Linked DNA regions of Homo sapiens: region 1 is linked to region 2. The links are chromatin loops, found by intact Hi-C in ENCODE. Cell type or tissue: pancreas. All regions are shown on one strand.

Region 1 (2,500 bases), 300 kb after region 2:
TCAGCATAGGTTCATCCACTGGTAACAAGCGCCCCACTCTACTGAGATGCTGATCACGGGGGAGGCTGAGTGGGGGTGGCTGGGGGGCATAGGAGAAATCGCTGCGCCTTATTTTGCTGTGATTCTAAAATTGCTCTAAAAAAATAAAGTCTTAAAACACATACACACACATACAAAGCAGAGATTCTAGAACTACCTCTGTATGTTGGCACAGAACACCCTTAGGTAGGTATTTCTCAAAATATTTGTAGTAGTTACGTCTTTAAGGTTGGACACCAAACTGACACAAAAGCAGGCAGGCCAGTGTAAAGAACCCCCACAAGCCCGTCACCAGCTTCAGCAATGATCAGCACATGGTTAACTGCATTTCATCGAAGTGCATCTTAAAGTAGGTCTCGGACATCATCAAATTCACTCGGGTGATCATTACCTTTTAAAATGTGTTTCCATTTTACCTTAGTTTTCTACATGAGTACATAGCATCTGCACACTTACAAAGAATAGCAGTAATTTTCACATTGTGAAACAAAACTAGAAAGACGGGATCGAGCCTGGGCCTTCTTTTTAAAGTGCCTGCGTTAGAAACCGCACGGGACAGGTCAGCACTATCGCGTTTTCAAAGATGTTCCCCAGGAAAACCGGGTGGTCACCTGCAAGAGCAGCCCACCTGTGCCCAACCCTGTAGGGAGAGGCTGCGGCAGCCTTGGCTGCATCCCCAGACCGCTCCCCATGGTGGCCTCAGGCTGTGGTCTGTGTCACCATGATTCTAAGTAGGTGGGGAACTGCTGGCAGGGGTCGAAGGGTGCTGATGGCAAAGTCAACAGGACCACCTTGGAGAGTCCCTGAGGAACAGGAGGGACCCACCATCCTCCAGTTAGGACGACCCCGTCAGGCCACCCAGCAGCCTCTGCTTGCCCACCTGGTTTGTGGGAAGCTCAATCTCCCCAGGAAGGGGCCAAGGAGGCAGTGGCTAGGTCTCCTCCCTGCCAGTCCTCATGCACCCAGCAACGTGAGCAGGGCAGGAGAATCGACAGCAGCCCTGGGAGAAAATGCAGGTTCTTTCCAGGTGCTGGAAACTGATAAACCACATGGGGAGGGAGGGGGGCCTTGGGGCCCGAGGGCAGCTGGCCCTCCTCCCTCATTTTACCCCAGGGGCTGGAAACAGCTTCCCACTGGCCCACAGGGCAGAGCAGTAACTCAGATGCTGCTGCCATCTAGTGCCAGGGGCGGCAGTGCTGACAAGTGCTGTTTTCTTTTTTTTGAGATGGAGTTTCACTCTTGTTGCCCAGGCTGGAGTGCAATGGCACGATCTCAGCTCACCTCAACCTCCACATCCTGGGTTCAAGCGATTCTCCTGCCTCAGCCCCCCAAGTAGCTGGGATTACAAGCATGCGCCACCACGCCCGGCTAATTTTTTGTATATTATTATTTTTTGAGATGGGGTGTCACTCGGTCGCCCAGGCTGGAGTGCGGTGGCGCGATCTCGGCTCACTGCAAGCTCCGCCTCGCGGGTTCACGCCATTCTCCTGCCTCAGCCTCCCAAATAGCTGGGACTACAGGCGCCCACCACCACACCTGGCTAATTTTTTTGTATTTTTAGTAGAGACAGGGTTTCACTGTGTTAGCCAGGATGGTCTTGATCTGACCTCAGGTGATCCACCCGCCTCGGCCTCCCAAAGTGCTGGGATTATAGGTGTGAGCCACCGTGCCCAGTCTGTTTTCTTTTATGTATTTTTGTTTCTGACAAGAGTATGCTGCTTGTGGTGAAGAAAAAACAAACCAAAAAACCACTTTTTTTTTTTAAAACACGGTCCCACTCTGTCACCCAGGCTGGAGTGCAGTGGCACAATGACAGCTCACTGCAGCTTTGACCTCCCAGGCTCAGGCCATCCTCCCATCTCAACTTCCCAAGTAGCTGAGACCACAGGCACACGTGCCACCACACTTGGGTGATTTAAAAAAAATTTTTGTAGACACAGGGTCTCACTATGTCGCTCAGGCTGTTCTCAAACTTCTGGGCTCAAGCGATCCTCCCACCTCAGCCTCTCAAAGTGCTGGAATTACAGGCATGAGCCACTATGCCTGGCCAATAAGTAACTTTAAAAAATAGGCTGGGTGCGGTGGCTTACGCCTGTAATCCCAGCACTTTGGGAGGCTGAGGCAGGCGGATCATCTGAGGTCAGGAGTTTGAGACCATCTTGGTCAACATGGTGAAACCCCGTCTTTACTAAAAATACAAAAGTTAGCTGGGCGTGATGGCGCGCACCTGTAATCCCAGCTACTCGGGAGGCTGAGGCAGGAGAATCACTTGAACCTGGGAGGCAGAGGTTGCAGTGAGCCGAGATCGCGCCACTGCATTCCAGCCTGGGTGACAAGAGGGAAATTCCGTCTCCAAAAAAAAAAAAAGGAAGGATCATGTCACCCCCTGCTTCAAACTCTTATAGTGAGTACAATACACTTACAGAAAATGGTATCATTCTATGTGCAACAGTTTTCTGCA
Region 2 (2,500 bases):
TTTAAGTCCCTAATTGTGACATTGACTTAATCTTCTCAGCCAGCTCATTTATGACTGGATAATTTCTGTATGTTGACCTCTGAAGGGAAAGGAGGGATTCGTGAAACAGGGGCCCTGCCTCTGGAGAACTGTCTAGTTGCCCACACATTAGATGATGGCAAGCTATGAGGGGCCAGCAAGAGGACTTCAAGAGAAAGGACCCCAGCCCTACCTTGAGGGAGTGGAGGCAGGGGTGGCTCCCTAGAGGGCTATTTGGGAGTTAAGAGATGGGAAGAACATTCCAGGCAAAGCAAATGACAGGTACAGGAGCACCTGTGTGATTAACTAGGGAACTGGAGGATTCACGTAAAAATGAAAATACCTGGGGCTCTTGTTAACCCATGGGTTCCTGTTTTAGGGCTGGGATGGGGCCCAAGTACTCATCTCCAGCAGGCTGGGGTGCCAGGGCTGCTCCTCACGGCTGCCTTGGTTAGGAGGAGGGATTGGAGACAGCTCTTGCCATAGTTCAGGGGAGAGGTGTGGGGTCTAAACTCTGGCGTGGCAGCGTTGCTCACCAGTTGCACGTTGTAGTAGGTAGACCACAAGAAGCAGAGATAGAAGGGGAAAGCCACACTGGTAAAAAGGTAGTGATGGTGGCAGGGAGCCTTTTACCAACCACGAAGGTGCCTCAAGAGAGGAAGACTTTGCCTGTGTGGCACTGCCAGGGCTCCACTGAGCCAGCCCTGTTTTAAAAGCCTTCCTTGGTGCTCTAGTTGTTCCTATGGGTGCCTGAGTGACCATGAGTGACTGTCTTTAGTCAAAAACCCTCCCCACCTGAAGTAGCACTTTCATTACCCTAGAGTCACCATCCTGGTAAATAGAGGGTTCGTTCCCAGGAAGAAAGTGAATCCTGAAACCCGGCAGAAAGGCCAGGTAAGGGACATGGACTCTTCCTACTTTAGAGAAGGCTCTGGGAGTCCACCAGGCTCCATGCAATCTCACACACCTTCCTTTATAGATTGAGGGAGAAGTGGACCTCATTGGGATGGTGAGGCTGACAGAAACCAGGCAGCCTTTTGTCCCTGAGAACAATCCAGAAAGGAACCACTGGCATTATCGAGACCTGGAAGCTATGGCCAGAATCACAGGCGCAGAGCCCATCTTCATTGATGCCAACTTCCGTACGTTGTGGACCAGCCCATCTCGGAACAAGTAGCTTTTGTGAATACTGTCCTTCCTCCTAACCCTCATTGCCCAGTCACTACTGTGGCTTATGTTCTCACATGTGTATATGGCGGGTGGGAGGAGGCAGCAACTCAGCAAAGAACCTAGGCAAGTACTGAGCGGACAAGGGCGGGGATGGTCACCCAACGTAAAGGCCATACAGGACTTCCAACTGGCCACGCAAAAATGACAGCCACTAGGAAGTGGTGCAGAGGCTGGCAGGCCAGTAGGGGGTGGACTTGAGTCTGCTGTCTCCACAGAGAGCACAGTCCCTGGAGGACCCATTGGAGGGCAAACCAGAGTTACTCTGAGGAACGAGCATCTGCAGTACATCGTGACCTGGTGAGTCCCCAGCGGCCCTCTGGCTTCCTCCCCTTCAGCCTAGCAGCCTGCTAATGCTGGCTTGCTTTCAACCCCTAGGTATGGACTCTCTGCAGCTACATCCTACCTGTGGTTTAAGAAATTCCTACGTGGGACACCTGGTGTGTGACAGATCAGCTGCTGAAGCCCTGTCCCTGGATAATGCAGTATTTCAAGACTGCCTTTATGCTGGATCATGTGCTACTGGTATAAAGTTCTGGCCTTCTACCTTAAATGAGCTCATGACTGGTTCATCATAAAATCCTGGCTTGGTTTCAGTCCAAAGAACTTTCCCAAAACTTGATACTCAAGTTACATCTCTAGGGAACAAAATGCCTGGTTTAAGAATGTATTTAAGGGTGGGAAGGGCCGGGTGCGGTCAGGAGCTCAGACCAGCCTGGCTAACATGGTGAAACCCCATCTCTACCAAAAACACAAATATGGGCCAGCCAGTTGGGATGCTGAGGCACCAGAATATCCTAAACCTGGGAGGCGAAGGTTGCTTTGACATCACACCACTGCACTCCAGCCTGGGCGACAGAGTGAGGCTGTGTCTCAAAAAGATACTTGCTAACCCCAAGTAAGATTCAACCCGAGATACTCAACAGACACTGGCTGAAGGAAAATTTGTATTATTTCAATTATTTTTATGTACAGAAAACTCAACAGTGTACATTTAACCCAGTTTAGTGGCAAGTTCTTTAGCCTTTGCCTTTTCGAGCTTGGCGATACGAGCCACAGACTTAGGACCCAGGACATTGCCACCCCAGTGACGGCGGATCTGAAAAGACAAAAAGAGGCAGTTAGCTTGGCTTACTGTTTTCTGAGATTTTCAAGGTTATTAGTTGCGTTAATTCTGTTTGGCTGTTCCAAGCTGATCGTCAGATAGAACTTCTCATAGGTTAAGCCAGCCAGTTATTTGGGAGAAAGATTTGTG

Evidence for each region. A loop is a pair of places that touch in the nucleus more often than their neighbours do. Peaks named below come from ENCODE experiments on the same cell type or tissue, not always from the same donor. Only the 100,000 strongest peaks of a DNase experiment are listed, where the experiment ranks them.
Region 1: a loop joins it to region 2, with 2.4 times the contacts of the local background. A loop is called at or near these places in 8 of 110 quality-filtered maps.

Annotation. Positions count from the first base shown.
Region 1 is chr9:133,047,431-133,049,930 of GRCh38, reverse strand. The region is part of intron 3 of GTF3C5 (general transcription factor IIIC subunit 5); the gene reads right to left. Among named protein-coding and RNA genes, the nearest start is that of MIR6877, 3.3 kb to the left of the region's middle. RefSeq lists a silencer at 1,117-1,186. In pancreas, a CTCF peak has its summit at 1,221 (motif pointing left); a DNase peak (open chromatin) is centred at 1,110; H3K27ac peaks cover 1,356 bases.
Region 2 is chr9:133,351,106-133,353,605 of GRCh38, reverse strand. It overlaps RPL7A (ribosomal protein L7a), which reads right to left. Exons shown (of 8, transcript NM_000972.3): 8 at 2,180-2,344. The coding sequence ends at 2,240. It overlaps SURF1 (SURF1 cytochrome c oxidase assembly factor), which reads left to right. Exons shown (of 9, transcript NM_003172.4): 6 at 840-912; 7 at 998-1,160; 8 at 1,464-1,545; 9 at 1,624-1,848. The coding sequence ends at 1,693. Among named protein-coding and RNA genes, the nearest start is that of SNORD36C, 1.5 kb to the right of the region's middle. In pancreas, a CTCF peak has its summit at 1,452 (motif pointing right); a DNase peak (open chromatin) is centred at 1,435.